2 separate regions of the Mus musculus genome follow, and region 2 is linked to region 1. A link is a loop called in an ENCODE intact Hi-C map of the cell type or tissue named here. Cell type or tissue: left cerebral cortex. All regions are shown on one strand. Each heading gives the region's core, and the rest is flanking DNA. Links, peaks and the distances in the headings are about the cores only. Region 1 has its middle 110 kb from the start of Gm41314. Region 2 overlaps Angpt1 (angiopoietin 1).

Region 1 (10,426 bases), core at 1,311-9,310:
GACTTCATGGGGCATGACAAGCATGTAATATTTTCCTTGTAAGTCTTCAGTGTTTGGTAGGTATAAAGAAACACCCCCTGGGTTTCTGCCACCATACCCACATAGTCTAAAGACTCTCACTTGAGACGAAGCTTTGACACATATGATTTTTATTTAAACTTATCCAAAATTTCTTTCTACTACATAACAAACTTTGTTTAGAATAATCTGCAAAATGATTAATCACTCAAGGGATCAATGCTTTAGTTTGACTGGCATGTTTTGCCCTATGACATACCCCATGTTTTTGACAATCAGATGAAGAGGTAGATAAGGTGTCAAGGTTTCTATTCCTGCACAAAACATCATCACCAAGAATCAAGTTGAGGAGGAAAGGATTTATTCAGCTTATACTTCCACATTGTTGTTCATAACCAAAGGAAGCCAGGACAGGAGCACACACAGGGCAGGAACTTAGAGGCAGGAGCTGATGCAGAGGCCATGGAGGGGTCCTGCTTACTGCCTTGCTTCCCTAGGCTTGCTCAGCTTGCTTGCTTATAGAACCCAGGAGTACCAACACAGGGATGGCACTGATGCCTTACAGATGGATCTTATGGAGGCATTTCCTCAAGGGAGGCTCCTGACTCTGTGATAACTCCAGCTTGTGTCAAGTTGACACAGGAAACTAGCCAGTGCATAAGGCAAAGGCAGTTCTATGACTGCACTGGCTTCTTTAAATGGTGACTTTAGAATATCCAAGGGAAGAGGAAACTGCTCCAGAGCAGCCTAGAGTTGATGAGGAGATCACCAAGGCAATCACAGTGGCAAAGTAGAAAAGATGATTTGAGAAAGATGTACTAGGAGAATTAGCATGACATTGCTATCACATGAATGTAAAAGTTAAAGAAAAGGACAGTGGTGGGTTTATATTAATTACACAAAGAACAATAACTTAATGAAATAGGGAATACAGCAAAAATTTGTGCTACTTTCAAATACTATGTTACAAGGACTATAAAGACAGAGACCTTTGAAATTTACATTACATCCTGGTCACATCACATCTTCATCCCTCTATCTCATCTGCCCTTCCCCAACATCTCCCTGTCCTCCATTCTCCCTCTCTCCTCAGAAAAGGGGAGAGATTCTATGGGTATCAGCTTGCCTTGGCATATCCAGTTGCAGCAGGACTAGGTGCATCTTCTCCTACTGTAACTAGGAAAGGCAACCCAGTTAGGTAAAAGGCATCCAGAGGCAAGCAACAGTCGGATGCACTACCTGCTCCTGCTATTAGGAATCCCATTTGAAGACAAACTGCAAAAGTGTTCCATATGTGCAGAGGACCTAGGTCCATCCCATGCATGCTCTGTTTGGCAATTTAGTTTCTGTGAGCCACTAATGGGCCCAGGATAGTTGATTCTGTATGTTTTCTTGTAGTTTCTTTGACATCTCTGGCTCCTACAGTCCTTCCTCCTTCCCTTTAATAGGATTCCCCAAGTTCTGTCTAATGTTTGACTGAGTTTCTGCATCTGTTTCCATAAGCTGCTAGATGAAGCATCTTAGATGAGTTATACTAGGCTCCTGTGTTCAAGCATGTCAGGGTATCATTAATAGTGTCAGGGGTAGGCTCTCTTTCCTGGCAAGATTCTCAAACTGACATTGATAGACATTGGTTGACCATTCCCTCAATTTCTCCTTCATCTTTGAACCTGCATATCTTGTAGGCAGGAAAAATTGTAGGGTGAAGGTTTTGTGGAAGTTTTCTCTGATCATAGGAGGTGGCTGTTTCAGGCTCCATATCACCATTGATAGGAGTCTTAGCTAGGGTCATCCTCATAGATTTCTGGGAGTTTCCATTGGTCTACATTTCTAGCTTGCCCCAGAGATGCCTGCTTCACATGGATTCCAGTTCTTTCTTTCTCCCTATACTCTGTCTGTCATACCTCCCTCCAGCTGATCCCTCCTGCTCCCCTCACTGCTGCTGTCCCATTCAGCTGCCTTCTTCCCTCTCCCCTATGTCTATTTTATATTCAGTGAAACCATGCTACATTTATTTTGATTCTATTGTGTTTCTACGTATATTTTCCTCTTCAAAATTGAAAATAATAGTTGTTTATTTTAAAATTTAAAGCTATGTTATGTTTATTATTTTTAGGTAGGTAAGTTAATGTTTAATGATATAGAGAATCTAAGGATCTTGTTCATTGCTGGTACGAATATAAAATGATACATCTGGTGTAGAAAACAGTATGTAATGGGAGTTTCTCAGGATATTTAAAATGGCATTAATGTTTGGTTAGGACACCTCCCCCATAGACTATTGCCTTGGACACTTGATCTTACAGTTAGAGGAGCTCTAGCAGGTGGACACTGGCTGGACTTCATTGGTGACCAAGAGTGGGCCTTTGAAGGTAGTACCAGACCTGGCTCCTATCTTTCTTCCTGCCTTTTGCTTTATAAGATTTGAACCTCAGCCTCTGCCACATGTTCCTGCCAGCACAATATTCTGGCCAAGCAATGATTTCTGTCTCGTTCCTTAAATTATGTCTGAAGATATTCAGTCACAACTACATATTCTTTTTAGGGAATATACCAGAGCTGGAACTTCGTAAGCAGGAAATTTAACAGCTATTTTTACATCCATGTTATAACAACATAGCAGCCCCCAAAGTGAAGGCAACCAAAGACCATCAGAATATGAGTTGTTGGGTGGTAATGTGTAGTATGGAATGTTGTTAGCCTTACAAAGCTTTCAGACTTACAGAGAGCTTTGAAGAAGTTTAAAAAATATTAAAGAGGTCTCATTTACTTTGTTCTAGACTATGATGTTATGAAAAAAATGTGTCTTAGTTATTGTTCTACTGCTTTGAAGAGAAACCATGACCAAGGCAGCTTATAGAAGAAAGAAGTTAATTGGGGGCTGGCTTACAGTTTGAAGGGTGGTCAGTGATCTTCATTTCAGGAGCATGACAGGGCATGACAGCAGGCAGGCAGACATGGTACAGGCTCAGCAGCTGAAAGCTTATGTCCTGATCAGTAGACAGGAAGAAGACAGACAGATACACACACACACACACACACACACACACACACACACACACACACACACACACACAGACTGACAGAGAGGGGGCCTGCTTTGAAACTCTAAAGCCTATGCACAGTAGCACATTTCATCATACAAGGTCATGTTTTGCAATTCTTTCTAAGGAGTCCATGGACTATGAACCAAACATTAGTGTATGAGCTTATGGGTGCCATTTTCATACAAAACCCCACAAAATGTAAATGTTTATTGATTATCAAATGAACTTTCACTACTAAAATTAGCATTTAATCTTCTTTTCCATGAGTCAAATTTATGTTTATAAGAGATTGTATTTCATCAAACTGTAAGGATGGAGAAAATAAGCAAAGGAACCAGGAAGCAAAGAAACTTACAGAGTATGAAAAGGCATGGCTTGAGTATCAATTCCAGATTGTTCAGTTGCATATACTTCTGAAAGTAGGGTCTTCTCTAAGCTTGCCATTGCTCTGACTAATGACATGGAAACTTTTATATTCATTAAAAGCTTCAGGCACTATAGCTGAGCTGATATTCAGCTATTCTAACCTGACAAGGCTGGCCTGAACTATTTCCAAACCATGTGGTCCCTTACCTGTCATTTTAGTCTCACTCTGGCACATCTTTCTTCATCCATGTCCCTATATCAGCTTCACTGGTCCCCACTTGAGAATCTTCCTCTCTGAGCCCAGGAATCCTGCCTTTTCCTCTCCTGCCTAGCTATGAGTTGTTTAGTTCTTTATCCAATCAGAAGGAGAACAACATTTTACAAAATATTGAGAAAAGAAACACATCATACTCACAATATGAATGTCCTGATTGCAACCAAATCTCTGGGTACAGAAGTCAGGATTTGAATATACTGTGCACAAAACATCCTCCAACATATGCTTGGGGAAGTTAGTTAAAATTTATTAACCTTAATTTTTAATTATAAAATAGCAATTGTGATATCAGTTACCTCATAGGATGGTTGCATTTTGGAATGGAAAATTGTGCAGAGTTCTTTGCATATAATTTATCAATATCAGTGATCATTATCACTGTGCTGCACTTTGTCAGACAGAGGGTGTGGTAGATATCACAGATCTGTGATGACTTCACCATAGTGTATTAGATTGCAAGTATTTTTAAGGACATTTTTCTAGAAAGCATCAATGCAGAGCCTAGGTGACTGTGTAGTTACAAAGCTCACATACATTACTCATGTTTCTTTTTGAGATAAACAATAACTCTAAGATCTAAATAGTTACTACCTTCTAAGTTAAGAAATCCTACAAATTGCAAAGTATCAAGGCAAAGACCTGGGGCATCTGCTCAAAGCATCTAAATCCGTGATTCCATGCTTTTTTCTGCTTATAATATTGTCTTCAGTTGTAGGTTCTGAGACTGGTTTGGTACTGAATAACATTGTAAATTGTAACTACTGTGTTTTACTCTAGAAGCATGTCTGTTTTAATCGTATAAGAAGGAATCAAGGGCTGTACATATGCCCATAACTGAAATGTCTCTATGTCCTAAAGCATGAATTAGAAAGATTAAGAATACCACAAAAATAATATATAGTGCAGCAGGTGTTTGATTTATTCCTCTATAAAATTCAGTAGGATTAAAGAGTCATCCAGCAAAAGCATTGTCAAAAATAATTATAACACCTGACTCGAGAGAAACATTTTTCAGACCCAGTTCCATCTGGTAGAAGTTTTCTTGGCAGCTTTCTCTCATCACAAAAAAGGTGTTAGGAGAGAAAGATTTTTCTCTGAGCAGCCAAGTTGTACTGAAATTCCCAGAGCGAGGGGCAGGGGAGTGAGTGTGTCTAAGCATTTTTAGATGTTAAGAAGTAGCTGGAATATTTGTACTGACCATATAGAGTCTCTGTCCATCATTTCTGTCCTATAAGTTGAACCCTTCATGGAAGTATGAATAATAAAATATTGTATATATTTAAGTTTCATTAATGCTTTCCTACTATAATTAGAGTTAAAATGATGTTTCTTGCCTTAATTATTCAGACATAGCCATTCTTCCTAAACCACTTCCAGTGACTACAACTGGTCAGTGTAATTCACTCAAATTTGAAATCCATTTTCAAATAAGTACATTGAAATAAAAGTTTGTCCAGTCAAGAATCTTCCTTGGAAGCTGTGACATACTGTTGGAAAAGTTCCCATTTATTATACAGATTTCAAAAATTCCTCTGTGAGCGTCAACTCCAAAAGTTGGTGTTAACTCACTACAAAGAGTAATAGAAGCCCAAAATATTCGTGAAAATATTTGCTAAACAAATGAATGGTATTTATAGCATTTGCCTATAGATGGAACTATAAGGACTTAAATTTTAATCAGTCACTGTGTCATTTATTTACTGCAAAAAACCTCAATATTTGTCAGGTCTCAATCACTTCTCTCTTAGTACTCAGAACTTCTGAAAAACTCCTGCTTGTTCCCTGTTCAGATCTCTTAGTGTTAATTCACCTCTGGTCCAGGGATGAGCATAGACTAAAGCCTACCTACCCAGAGCAGGTTTTTCTCTTTGGCCAGAGAAACCACTTCAAGAATGGGTTGGTTACTCATGGAAAGCAAGGGAAGATGTTACTGAGAGTCTCAATTGAGTAAAGGACGTTTAACTACTGGTTTTAGGAGAATGTAGCCTTTTAGTCTTATGAGTTCAGGTGGAAACATATTCTCAACAAATGTAGTCAGGGAAGTGTGCCAGTATGTAAATGAATGAAGCTAAGGATGATCAAAAGCTGAGTATTAGTGGTCTCACTGGACACCTCCCACCAGCAAAGTGCTATGGACATTAGTATTTTTGTAAAATTGACAAAGATGTTTCAAGAAAAATTTCCAAAGATTGCATAGAATAAAAGACAATATGAGTTGTCAAATACAGTATAGTATAAAATATGATGATATATGAAAATGGGAATGCTTTAGAAGGTCAGAATAGAAATTCAGAAGGCAGTGGTGACGAATTTTCATTAACTCCTAAATAAAGAGAGTATAGTAGTGAATATTATATGGGGTAGAAGAAGTGAACACAGTGTTCTTCACTAAATGAACAGTTGTGCAAATTCCAGAGTGATCTCTATAAGAATTTTTAAGTAACATCAACAAAGTGTGACAGGACCATAAATTTAGGAAATGGGAATGTTCTCCATAGTTATGACTTTTCAGGCTGGTTGAATAGTCAGAAAATGAAAAATAGATGTGCCATGTTTTCATAATTCCTATGTCAGAGATCTTGAGGTGGTACCACCTACTTCTTATTAAACAAGAAGATTTCATTCTTTAACTTGTATCAGCAAGCTCTTTGTTACACCACAGCTGATTGGCATGGCCCATTTTTTTTTCTGAATTCAATCTTTCACTAATACACACCAAATCCAAAAGTACACGAAATATGAGTTCAAAGTTTCTGAGAAATTTAGTACATTTCAAGTCTGCACTCAAGTTGTAGGCTGCATGTGACCCATCCCACTTCTGAATTGAGTTCATCCAAGCACAGAATCAAATGAGCTTTCAGCTAAATGTCATCCCCTAATTCAGCCTGCAAAGAACAGTTTCCATGAGCAAGCATGTTGTGTGCTCAAAGATTCTTGTTGTTATTCTCTTCCCGTTTCTTGTCTAAGAGAGTGTTTCATTTTGTGAAAAAAAGAACTTGCCATGAAATAAATGTAATAAGAGTACATCTCAGTATCAAAGGACTTCTTTTTCTTTCTTTCTTTTTGTTTGTTTGTTTGTTTTGTTTTGTTTTGTTTTGTTTTGTTTTGTTTTGTTGTTTGAGACAGGGTTTCTCTGTATAGTCCTGGCTGTCCTGTAACTCACTTTGTAGATCAGGCTGGCCTCTAACTCAGAAATCTGCCTACCTCTGCCTCCCCAGTGCTGGGATTAAAGGCGTGTGCCACTACGCCCGGCTATTGAAGGATTTCTGTGTTGGGTACTAAACCATAAAAGATTCAGAATTCTTCCCACTAGCAGAGATAGTACTTCATTGTTAGGATGATGAAGGAAGTAGTGTGAAGACATACATGACTGGCTAGGCTACAGATAGGCATCTGCTTTACTAGCATGGCCAGTTAGAAGTTATGGTGGTCTCTGATTAATTGATTCAGTCTCATTTTTATTATTTAGATTGTGTTTCAATTTACTTGTGGACGAACAAGAGGAGAAGGTAGAGTGAGTCTGAGGACAGCTGGTCTGATATTCTTTTGGTCTAGTTTTACATGCACTTTTTGAAGTTGCCAGAGAATAAAGTTAAGAGGGGTGTATTCTAAATAAAAACATATTCATCAAACCAGTTAAATATGGTAGGGCAAATGGTCTACCACCTCCACCAGACAGGTCTCTCAGCATTTCATTGGCAGCTTTCCTTTGCTTACAATTCTAATGGTACTCTGGCCTTTTAGGAGTTTGATGCTAAATAGCAACCACTGCTCTGCCATTTATGGATGGTCAGGTCACTTCTGATAGAAAAGTTCTGGAACCTTGACATTGGCAGAGAACTCTAGATGAGTATTTACAAGGAAGGCCCGAGGGATAATGATGTCATAAGGAGACTGAAGAAAAGATTTTATTAGCTATCACATAAAAGTCTTGGTAGATTATTTCTTTAAACTGTCTTGTTACTCCAATGTTATTGGCTGTATAAAATGTGTTAAATCTCTTTTGCCTTCGATTTCTTCTCTTTCGTCTTCCTTTCCCTATCTCCCTTTAGACAACCCCGATCTACTTTCTTGGTTTTCCATGTCCCCCCATCAATTTTACCTATTCCCTTTTTGTGTTTTCCCAAAGTGTGTCCTCAGTAGTCATAAAGGCCACTAACATGAGGTATGTCCATTTCCTAACTGGTGTATTACTTTCATGTTGCTGGGATGAAATATTTTTAGCTTTTGGTTTCAGAGAGGCAGAAGCCATCTTCATGGGGAAAGCCTGTTTAGCAGCAGAAGCAAGAAACTGGCAGGTGACATTTCCATTTACACATGGGAAGAGGAAGAGGGACCAGGAAAGACTTGAGACTATAAATCAGAAAGTGTGCCTCCAGGGCTCCCAATGGAGGAGCTAGAGAAAGTAGCCAAGGAGCTAAAGGGATCTGCAACCCTATAGGCGGAACAACATTATGAACTAACCAGTACCCCGGAGCTCTTGACTCTAGCTGCATATGTATCAAAAGATGGCCTAGTCGGCCATCACTGGAAAGAGAGGCCCATTGGACACGCAAACTTTATATGCCCCAGGACAGGGGAACGCCAGGGCCAAAAAGGGGGAGTGGGTGGGTAGGGGATTGGGGGTGGGTGGGTATGGGAGACTTTTGGTATAGCATTGGAAATGTAAATGAGCTAAATACCTAATAAAAATGCGGAAAAAAAAAGAAAAAAAAAAAAAAAGAAAGTGTGCCTCAATGACAGGACTTTCTCCCACCAACCTCCACAACCCAAAGTTTCTATCACCCTCTCTAACAGTATCACCACTGAAACTAAGGGTTAAAATACATGAGTGGATGGAGGACATTTCTTCTTCCGACTAAAAAAGATAGCTTCAGAAAGGGAATTAGATAATGAATACTTGAATGTGAAGCTGATTCCTTCTGCTTAAAACCAGCTTTTTTTTTTCAAAACACTTCATTATGAGCCTTCCTTTCAAAGTTATGTAAAATTTCTGCCTCATGTTACTGTTTTACAAACACTCACTACAAGCTCAATGCCTGTGTCTTAGCTTCATTAGTCTCTATTGTGATAAAAAAAATGCTTTACCATAAAGCAACTTACAGCTGGAAGAATGTATTTTAACTCACAGATCCTGGTTACAGTCCATTATTTCAAGGGAGTTGAAGTAATAGGAACTTGAAACAGCAAATCATTACACACTGACAGTTATACACAGAGAGAAAGGAATATATTCATGCTTAGCAGTCATCTAAACTTCTCTATTTTTATACAGTCCAAAGGAGGGAGTAGCTCCATCCACTCTCAGGCTGGGTCTTCTACCAAGACAATCTTCTACCAACATGTCTTCAGGACAACTTGATCTAGTTAATCCCTCTTTGAGAATCTCTTCCCAGATGATTCTATGCTATGTCAAGTTTATAGTTAAAGCTGGCTCATTAGCTTTTGCAGAAAGTGGCTGCTTATGAAGTGATATACTGGTCACCTGCAATCTGTAACTGCTTGGAAGAGTGATATTAGCCTACTTTTTTCTTTTATACTTACTTTAGATGACCATAAGTATTTATTATTGCAGATTGTCCTTCAAAACTCCAAAGTCTCTTTGCTATCCATGTTAGGAGACATGTGTGAACACCTTCATTGTTCAATTCACGAACTTTCTGAAGGACACAATGCTGCTTCAACAGAAAGCTTGAGCTGACAGTGTACAATACTTATTGATCCTCTGAAACGAACTCACTTTACACTGCCTGCCAATCCTAAGGGATTAGAAGATGACACGAACTCAAGCAAGCCTTCAAAGGAGAGATTTATTTAGGATTCACACCCTAATTTTAAATATCAGCCAAACTTAAGCCGCTGATGAAAAATGGGACTCTACTGAGGTTCTTCTTTACCACAGGAGTAAAAAACCCACCCCTTTGTCTTATTAACAAGCTGTTTGACATTTGCAAAATGAAGATTGAGAGGAAATGCAGTGACAATTCTATATCAATCTGAAGTTTTGAAATTTCTGATTTCCTAGAAGTAAAGATTAGGAAACATTTGTAAATGTTAAGGATGATTCCACTATGATTGTTCCATAGAGTACACACAATTGCATACACACACACACACACACACACACACACACACACACACACACAGAGGAAGCCACAAAATTTGCTCAGCAGGTGAAAGTGTTTGCTGCCAAGCCTGAAGATCTGAGTTTGGTCCTCAGAACCTACTTGGTAGGAGACAACTGACAGGTTGTCGTTTACACCCCTATGCAGTCATATGCCATTTCTCCCCTCAAAATAATGAATATATGTAATAAGAGTTAAAATATAATAAAAGTTATTGAAATTCCCTCATTAAAATTAGAATATTTATTCTTAAACATTTGTATAATTTTTTACTTCTTTTTGAAAACCTCAAAACACCCCCTAAATCACAATGTTAAGAACGAAGTACTTGTTTTCTTAAATATTACAGGCAGTGTGTATCTGTATCTCTTGTATCTGTGTATGTGTCTAATAACTTAATCTTTATTTTTGATGAGACTTTTAGTAATGGAAAACAAATCTTTTTATGGTATTATCAATACTTGTCAGTCTGGTATTACCAGTTAAAGAAATACAGTGGATATTTTTTTTACCAACTTTTTGCTAATCATCATGTATTAATCATGGCAAGGATGGGTCCCATCAGTCACAGACTGTCCGGAGTTTGACTCTCA
Region 2 (10,426 bases), core at 1,211-9,210, 230 kb after region 1:
TTCACTGTGCTTTCTAAGGAGAGGGATAGAGTGACTCTGAACAGTAGCAGTTCATAGACAGCAGGGCCCTCCCCTCCCACCTCTTTCCCCCTCTTTGTATTTTTCCTACTTTCAGATGAACACTTTAGTAACAGATGGAAGCACACTTAATTTTTTTTTTCTGTGTGAAAATTCTCAAGACAAATGAAGGAAAACAAAACCTTTTTTACAGCAATCTTTTCAGACTTGTAAAAATTCCCTCTAACAAGTGACAATTTCTACTTTCTAAGAATAACTAAGCAACCACTGGAACCAGACAGCTCTTGCAAGATAAGTTTTATTTCGCTGTTTAGCGTACACAACAAGAAACATATGGAGAAGATAGCAGACACTTAGAAGTAGAGAATTAAAAGGGAATCCCCACTGAAAGCACATTTTACGTTGTTATTGCAAAACCACAAAGTCATTGACAATAGTGAGCTCTGGAAACAGCTGAGTTTGGCTTTCTCAAATGGTGGCCGACTAAATTGCTGTGTTTTTTTTTTTTTTTTTTTTTTTTTTTTTTTTTTTTTTTTTTTTAAGAGAATGACATTTCTGTACATTACTCTCAATTGAAAGTTGAGTTCAGGGCTCTGTGGGGATGTTTTCTGAATTCACTTTCTACTATGGGCGTGAATGAGGAAGTGAGCTTACAGCCCACCAGTGGTTTTCATAATAATAGGGGAACAATGGCTTTTGAAAGTCACAGATAATCCCCAGTCCTCATTGTAGTCATCTGTTCTAACCCAGCCTCCCTTTAACAGCTAGCAAACTGCAAAATTGACTGATGATCTCTCCTCCTTTTTTGACCCAGCAGACACAGCCTCTTGTAGAAGTACCAAGAGCAATGAACTGACCCAAAGTCAGTGAGTAGGAGGGAGAAGAAAAATCAAACCAAGAGATTAACCCTTAACTCTTTGTTGGCTATTTTCCATTTTCAGTCCATTTAAGCTGTCTTGGATATGGTTTCTTCAAATAAAGATTAATGATAATAATGATAATAATTTTTGAGTTCATAATATGTCATTTTTTTCTCTTCCTCATCTTTCTCCACAAACCCACTCTCCAAATATGCTCCTCCTTGCTCTCTTTCAAAGTCCTTCCTTCTTTGGGGATATGATCTTTACTGAAGACATTTTTGTTGATTTTTTTCCCTTTAGAGGTGACCAACCATTTCCCATGTGCAAGCTAGAGGGAATGCAAAGCACTTAAGTGAGGTCCAGATAGGATGTCACATCTCATGATACTAAATACAATATTCTCATCTTACATCAGAGCAAAGAGCACAGCCTTCTAAGTTGTGCACAAAGCCATGCAAACTGAGAACAAAAATAAAAGTCATAAAGTCCAGAATTAAGTCCAGAGGCTGTTCCTCAGTGTTTGATACATACTGTCTGTATATGTTGATTTTTTTTTTCTCCAGTGTGTCTTCTGATATTTGTTATATCCACTTCAAAAAGGGCACCCTGCTGTTTATAGAAATATGATCTACAATGAGTTATGTTTTGACCTTCCCTAGTTATCATAGTGCTTTTAAGTCCCTGCATCATGAATTAAACATAGAACAATCTTATTAATTTAAATAAAATCCACCTACTGGGGGCCATATGTATGGCCTGGGTCAGCTCTGTGGAATCACCATTGTGGAACAGAACGCCCCCCTCGGCCCGTCTTTTCTGTTTCGATTGTACAAGAGCTAAGAATGAGCACCAAAGAGGAAGGAACCCATCAATCCAAGTCCCCTGCACTTCAAAGATGCTGCACTTTCTCAAAGGGCCAATGCACTAGCAAGCTTTCAACAGACACAAATTCACTGTGAGCAGTTTCCTAAAAGAGTAGAGTTTATGTAAAATGGCCTTTTGTTTGCTGAAGGATTTAATGGTAGAGAGAATTTCTTTGTAAGTATAAAAATACTTCTAGAATGGCCATTCCTATGATGATTTATGGAGGAACAATTCTGTTCCGAACATTTTGCCAAGCGCTTTACATAAATTACATGATTTAATTATTCTCAAAACCTTGTAAGATAGCAATTATCATTATTCCTCATCTGTGTTGGTATAAATAACAGAAAGGACGCACAGGCGTCTTTGCTGAAGCTTAGACAGCAAGAGAATTTGTATTGCCTTTATGTTACTCCACAATATAATTAAATTAAAAGGACCTACATGAGAATATTTATTTATTTTTCCTTCAAGAGTTTCCTGATGGTCATAAAATTCCATTCTTGCATCCTTTTAAAAAGACATTTCTTATAATTTTAACTGCCACTGGTCACTTGTCATAGGAAGTGTTGCTTTTCCCTGTCTGTCCATGTGTAAGGCATGGTTTATAACCTTAGGACATTTTCTTCCATGCTTGTTTCCATTTTATATTATCAAATATAAAATTTTCTCAGGTTAAAGTTATACATCCTACATATGTGATACTTGTTAATGTGATGTATTAACAGAAACATTGAACTAGGACAAATACTAATGTCATTATTTACAAATAGTTTTCATGAATAGATATGAGTATTGTATATATCATATATAGATATGTAGGGAAGTAGATAGGATACTGGTCAAAAAATATGATGAGGGATTCTATAAATATAATTTGCCAGACTTCAATATATGTAACAAAAGGTTGAAAATTATGTTATTATAAACAATAAAACTGTCATTAGTCATGTAATTTTCTCAAGGATTTAAACATATACTCTATTTTTAATAATTTTAATTTTTATAAAAAGTAAAATTTTACAAACAATATGTTCTGAACATAGTTCGCCCTCCTCTAACTCCTCTTAGACCCTCCCACCTTCCCACCCACCCAAATCCAAACCCTTTATTTCTTTCCCTTGTTAGAAAACAATTAGGCAATTAAAAAATAAATCTGCCTACATGTACCACATGTAAATTCTTGAAATATGCATAAGTATGTACATAGTTTAAAACAGTTTATCCGGGTGGTGGTGGCACACTCCTTTAATCCCAGCACTTGGGAGGCAAAGGCAGGCAGATTTCTGAGTTCAAGGCCAGCCTGGTCTACAGAGTAACTTCCAGGACAGCCAGACCTACACAGAGAAACCCTGGCTTGAAAAAACATGAACAAAAAACAAAAACAAAAAACAACAAAAAACCAGGTTAAAATAAGTATATTACTTATAAATATTTTATATTTATAATCTGAGCTAATAATTTTATTTATAGTAACATACAAAGAAAACACAGAGGCTCATCAATTTTTATTTGCACAAGTAATTGTCATAACTATATTTTAAACAAAACTTAAATAATATAAATTCGACAAAATTTATATACATTTGTATTATAATCATTTGTTTACATTATGTTAGTTTGAAATTAATTATTTTAAAACTATAATTTACTTATTTATAATATATTACTATGGAGGAAAAGACAAGAAGTTATATATATGTTTGTAATTTCAATGTTGAAAATAAATGCTTTCTAAATGTAACTAGATATTTACCAAACTACATTATGTAGTTTATACATACTATATACATAAATATGAATTTCTAAATTATAAAGATGAAATAAGCCATTATCTAATGGTGGTGATATTATAAAGGAATTTTTACCATTAAAATGTATTTTTACTTAAAATTACTACAATTAATATTCATTTCTTTCATAATTATAAATCTCATTTAAGCTTAGAAGAGGACATTTCTTATGAATATATCAATGGCTTATACACTAGGTTATAGATGCAGATATTTCAAGCAGTTATAGTCCAGTGCAAATATAAGATGCTTTAGTATATGTGTAAGTTTGGAGCAAGTCAGTTTTGCCCTTACTCCAAGATCCGTGAGCTATAGCAAGTATAGTAATTTCCTCCACATTGTTCAGGCTCAATTCAGCTTAAACTAGAAATGGGTTATTTCCAAACTCTGATTTGTACTGTCTATGATGACATCAGTTTGTCACTATCAACACTTTAAATTGTCAACTACATTCATTAGAGTACAATTTTCAAAAAATTGATTTCAATGTCTTCTTACAGAAGCAAAACAATGGGGCTTATTCTAAGAAAAATGTGCATATTAAGTTAGCAGCTGTTATGCAGTGAAACGGACAGCTATGCAGGATATATTTTACTTGAATTCAAAAAGCACATGTATTAATCCTCAAGTGAAGCTTAAAATATCTGAAAATGAGGAAAATACTTGAAGAGATAAATGTTAAATATAACAGTTTTATATCTGCAGCAAAAAATGAGCCAAGTTTCATTAGAGACATTGAAATAAGGTGTTATGTTTGTTTTGTTTGATGTTCTGTAGACAGAGTCTCATAGAACCCAGAATGGCATCCGACCGAAGCTGAAGCCAAGGCTGGACTTGAACTATTGATCTTTCAGGGTCTGCCTTCCAAGTTCTGGGATTACAAAGATGCGCCCCCATGCCCAGCAGGAATTTTATTTTTAATGTTTATTCTTCAGTACTGTTTGAAGTTTATGCAGCAAGAAGTATTTAGTGTAAAACATACAATTAAAATGATTTAAAGTGATCAATGATCCAAGAAAACTGTTATTCCTTTGCTTAAAACAAACACTGACATATTGGCAGATATCAACACATAGTTAGAACTGTGAATTACTTTCCACAAAATATGAGTATTTTTCTTCTTCCTTTCAAACTGTTTTAATTTTTGTGGCCAGCACAAAGCTGACTTTGGCAAGAGTGGAAGGTGTTCTCACAGGGGGAGGAATCCACAGAGCAAAGCATCTAATATGTTAAGTTGCAACAGCCCTTTCTTTAAGGCTGTGGGTCAGACCGTCATCTTTAACAAAACATTTTTATTTTTCCAATTTAAAAATTCTCCAGTGACCATTACTCCTTTGTCTTTCTCATTTCTGCATGACAGTAATGCAAAGTACATATTTGATAAAAATGTCTTGTTCACTTTCTGACTGCTCAGCTCTCAGCTTCCAAGTACTCCCAAATAGCACCAATATTTTGTTAGCAAATAATGGATTTTTATTTGAGTTGTATTTTTTTTAAAAACTAAAAATGTTTATAGATGCAATTTAAGCTCCTAAAATAGCACTATTATATAAAATACAAAGAACTAAAACTACTTTAATCCAAATGCAAACATGCTCAAACACACACACTCACAAACACAAACACACACACTCACACACATTCCCTCACATACTCTTTCTCTCACACACACATTTTCTCACACACTCTTTCTCACCACACACACATGTACACATGTACACGTACACACACACACACACACACACACACACACACACACACACACACACACACATATGTTAACATTATGGGTTTTGTGTTCATCAGCTTTCCTATATGACTTGATTTTTCCACGTTACACTCTCTTTGTCCTCGTCATTTTTAACAGCAGTGAAGGATGCTAGCAGATGAAGATTCCCTTTTTAAACATTAAAGCTTTGCCAGTGACATAGCGCCTCCTTCCTCCTTGAAAAAACCTGCCTACCATAACAGAGACTGTACGGAAGTGCTTTGCATGCTGTATCCTTTGCAGTCACACTGTGGGATGAAAGCCCAAATCTCAGCAGTAGATAAATACTACATTCTTTTTTTTTATTTTGTTTTTGTTTTTTAATATTTTTATTAGGTATTTTCCTCATTTTCATTTCCAATGCTATCCTAAAAGTCCCCAATACCCTCCCCCCCACTCCCCTACTTACCCACTCCCCCTTTTTGGCCCTGGCGTTCCCCTGTACTGGGACATATAAAGTTTGCAAGTCCAATGGGCCTCTCTTTCCAGTGATGGCCGACTAAGCCATCTTTTGATACATATGCAGCTAGAGTCAAGAGCTCCGGGGTACTGTTTAGTTCATAATATTGTTACACCTATAGGGTTGCAGATCCCTTTAGCTCCTTGGGTACTTTCTCTAGCTCCTCCATTGGGGGCCCTGTGATCCATTCAATAGATGACTGTGAGCATCCACTTCTGTTTTTGCTAGGCCCCAGCATAGACTCACAAGAGAGAGCTCTGGGTCCTTTCAGCAAAATCTTGCTAGTGTGTGCAATGGTGTCAGCATTTGGAAGCTGATTATGGGATGGATCCCCGGATATGGCAGTCTCTAGATGGTCCATCCTTTCGTCTCAGCTCCAAACTTTGTCTCTGTAACTCCTTCCATGGGTATTTTGTTCCCAATTCTAAGAAAGGGCAAAGTGTCCCCACTTTGGTCTTTGTTCTTCTTGAGTTTCATTTGTTTTGCAAATTATATCTTATATCTTGGGTATCCTAAGTTTCTGGGCTAATATCCACTTATCAGGGAGTACATATTGTGTGAGTTCCTTTGTGATTAGGTTACCTCACTCAGGATGATGCCCTCCAGGTCCACCCATTTGCCTAGGAATTTCATAAATTCATTGTTTTTAATAGCTGAGTAGTACTCCATTGTGTAAATGTACCACATTTTCTGTATCCATTCCTAAGTTGAGGGGCATCTGGGTTCTTTCCAGCTTCTAGCTATTATAAATAAGGCTGCTATGAACATAGTGGAGCATGTGTCCTTTTATATCCAGCTACTTCACTGAAGCTGTTTAATCAGCCTCAGGAGTTCTCTGGTGGAATTTTTAGGGTCACTTATATATACTATCATATCATCTGCAAAAAGTGATATTTTGCAAAAAGTGATATCATATCATATGCAAAAAGGAAGGACTTCTTCCTTTCCAATTTGTATCCCCTTGATCTCCTTTTGTTGTCTAATTGCTCTGGCTAGGACTTCAAGTACAATGTTGAAGAGGTAGGGAGAAAGTGGGCAGCCTTGTCTAGTCCCTGATTTTGGTGGGATTGCTTCCAGCTTCTCACCATTTACTTTGATGTTGTCTACTGGTTTGCTGTAGATTGCTTTTATTATGGTTAGGTATGGGCCTTGAATTCCTGATCTTTCCAAGACTTTTATTATGAATGGGTGTTGGATTTTGTCAAATGCTTTCTCAGCATCTAACGAGATGATCATGTGGTTTTTGTCTTTGAGTTTGTTTATATACTGGATTACGTTGATGGATTTCCATATATTGAACCATCCCTGCATCCCTGGGATGAAACCTACTTGGTCAGAATGGATGATTGTTTTGATGTGTTCTTGGATTCGGTTAGCGAGAACTTTATTGAGGATTTTTGCAAATACTGCATTCTTACAATAGGTTTCATCTTTGCTAAACACCAGTTAACCAACCAAACAAGCAAGCACAGTGGAAGAAATTACCCTTGGGGTCATCCTTGAATATAACTGTGATGCATGTAGCTGCATACACATTTTTGTGACTATGAGAAATGATGCCTCAGACCAACACCATCTCAAAGATTACAGTAGAGTTTGAAGATGAGAAGATGTGGGCTCTTTGATAACATCTTTGAACCACTGAACTAAAACTAGAATCTACTTTATATGTAGGTGTGTGTGTGTGTGAGTGTGTGTGTGTGTGTGTGTGTGTGTGTGTGTGTGTGTGTGTATGTTACACCTGTGAATGAATAAAGTCAGTATCAGTGGATGTTCCATAGGCACTCACTTTGAGGTTATTAGTTTGTTTTTGATTGGCTGGTTGGTTAGGTTTTGAGACAGTTTCTCATTGGCTTGGGACTTTCTGTAGGCTTTACATAGGCTTTATTTTGCCACCCCACTCTGGTACTGATGATTGAGTCTCTTGGCTTGTACTTTACTAGCTGAGCCATGTCCCTGGCCCCTTTCAAAAAAAAAAAAAAAAAAAAAAAAAAAGAAAGAATGTAATGGAAGAATAAACAATGCTGTTTTAGCCAATCTAATCAAACTACTTTCTATCCTACATCCAAAACCCATCTAACTGAATTTTCAAATTCTGAAACAAAATTGAAACATTCAGTGTTCAGTATATAATTTTATAAGCTTGTGCAGAGTTTTCTTGAAAGTGTAATTCAGCTACCAAAGCTTAGTTAACCTTAAGTAGAAATTTAAAGTTCTTTTAAGTGCACTTTAGCCAGCTTGTCTTACTCTATTCCCCATTCTTACATTTCTTAACTCTGACAGTGGTTTGAATTAGGAATTAAGAGTGTGGCCTAAGGTCATACATGCTACTGACTATGTTCTTAACCACATTGCTTTCTGCTTGGTTGACTTTGGGAATGTCACTTAACCAGTCATTGCCTGGGTTTACAATTTCCCTAAAGGATAGAGTGGAAAATGGTGCCTTTCCATAGGGTTTCTATGAGATTCCAAAGTGAGTGTCTGCAAGCCTAGTGGACTCATTTAGGGCAGCACTAGAACAAGTGTTTGTACTGTTCATTGCTCCCTCTCATCTTGTCCCTGTAACCGATACATATCAGTCTGAGGTTTTAATTTGGACTAGTGTTTTCTCTTGTGTAAGTTCACTGAGGTACTCTCTCCTTGCTCTTGGCTGTGCTATTTGTTTTTCTGCCAAGACCATAAATTGGGCTGGAATATAAAGTTACAGTTATGAGTCAGCATAGATTTTTGACACAGAATAGGCACAACTATAAAATATTCTTAAGCTTCCTTTTTTACACTTCACATAATCCTTATGTTAAAAAAAGCATTGCAAGAAAAAAAAAATATCAAACATTCAAATTAACCAGACCCAAATTTTATGCAAGTTAATAAACTTATGTACTGTTAGAGTTGGCATTCAAAAAAGAAGCTGTGAAGCTTCACATTAAAATTTACACATTCAGTATCAAATACATTTTTATCTACTCTCCACTATTAAAACTAAAAACACAAATCCACAAAGAATTAGAAGTTGAAGAACAGTTAGCCTTTTATCTTCTTTCATAACTTATGCCCAATGTCTATGTTCAGTTTCTTCCTCATAATTAGCTTCCTTATTCACAGCTTTTCTTATTTTGACAAATGGGCAACACAAAGGATTGTTTTACATATGGGTACCAATATACCCTTTGAAAATCTTGGAGTCATTACATTAGATCTTCATGGAGAAACACTCCTATAGACATGCCATCTTTCTCTTTAACCAATAAAGCAATTACCTTTCCAGATAATCACCTAAAGTCTAATTGAGGTTTGTTTTTTCCTTTATTATTCAATGTTTCAATTTTATTATTTGTCCTGCAGGTCAAAGAAATGGAGAAGTAACAACAGGACGACATTATTTTCATTTTAACTATAAAAGCAAATAACAGAATCATGTTTTCTAGGTTATGGATGTTTTACCCATTGATTTTATATTTTTATTTAATATTTTGCTTGTCCCTCCTGCAGTCTGTTTCAGAGAATAAAATCCAGAAAACAGAAAGGTATGTGCTGACACCTTTTTTTGATAATCAGGAGATTAAGGTGAATCTTGTTTGCATAAATGCTGATTTTAAAGCCAGCCTGAGCTATATGAGATCCTGTCTCAAAGATGTTTTTTTTTTTTTTTTTTTCCATTTTTTATTAGGTATTTAGCTCATTTACATTTCCAATGCTATACCAAAAGTCCCCCTTACCCACCCACCCCCACTCCCCTACCCACCCACTCCCCCCCTTTGGCCCTGGCGTTCCCCTGTACCGGGGCACACAAAGTCTGCGTGTCCAATGGGCCTCTCTTTCCAGTGATGGCCGACTAGGCCATCTTTTGATACATATGCAGCTAGAGTCAAGAGCTCAGGGGTACTGGTTAGTTCATAATGTTGTTCCACCTATAGGGTTGAAGATCCCTTTAGCTCCTTGGGTACTTTCTCTAGCTCCTCCATTGGGAGCCCTGTGATCCATCCATTAGCTGACTGTGAGCATCCACTTCTGTGTTTGCTAGGCCCCGGCATAGTCTCACAAGAGACAGCTACATCTGGGTCCTTTCGATAAAATCTTGCTAGTATATGCAATGGTGTCAGCGTTTGGATGCTGATTATGGGGTGGATCCCTGGATATGGCAGTCTCTACATGGTCCATCCTTTCATCTCAGCTCCAAACTTTGTTTCTGTAACTCCTTCCATGGGTGTTTTGTTCCCACTTCTAAGGAGGGGCATAGTGTCCACACTTCAGTCTTCATTTTTCTTGAGTTTCATGTGTTTAGGAAATTGTATCTTATATCGTGGGTATCCTAGGTTTTGGGCTAATATCCACTTATCAGTGAGTACATATTGTGTGAGTTCCTTTGTGATTGTGTTACCTCACTCAGGATGATGCTCTCCAGGTCCATCCATTTGGCTAGGAATTTCATAAATTCATTCTTTTTAATAGCTGAGTAGTACTCCATTGTGTAGATGTACCACATTTTCTGTATCCATTCCTCTGTTGAGGGGCATCTGGGTTCTTTCCAGTTTCTGGCTATTATAAATAAGGCTGCTATGAACATAGTGGAGCATGTGTCCTTCTTACCAGTTGGGGCTTCTTCTGGATATATGCCCAGGAGAGGTATTGCTGGATCCTCCGGTAGTACTATGTCCAATTT

The links. Peaks named below come from ENCODE experiments on the same cell type or tissue, not always from the same donor. Only the 100,000 strongest peaks of a DNase experiment are listed, where the experiment ranks them.
Region 2: it touches region 1 in a loop (2.0-fold over the local background); 2 of 42 quality-filtered maps call a loop at or near these places.

What each region holds. Positions count from the first base shown.
Region 1 is chr15:42,809,582-42,820,007 of GRCm38, reverse strand. No RefSeq gene overlaps it. Among named protein-coding and RNA genes, the nearest start is that of Gm41314, 110 kb to the right of the region's middle. In left cerebral cortex, for the core only: no CTCF peak of the experiment used is centred there; DNase peaks (open chromatin) are centred at 4,393 and 4,769.
Region 2 is chr15:42,575,675-42,586,100 of GRCm38, reverse strand. The region is part of intron 1 of Angpt1 (angiopoietin 1); the gene reads left to right. Among named protein-coding and RNA genes, the nearest start is that of Gm41313, 85 kb to the left of the region's middle. In left cerebral cortex, for the core only: no CTCF peak of the experiment used is centred there; DNase peaks (open chromatin) are centred at 5,479 and 8,428.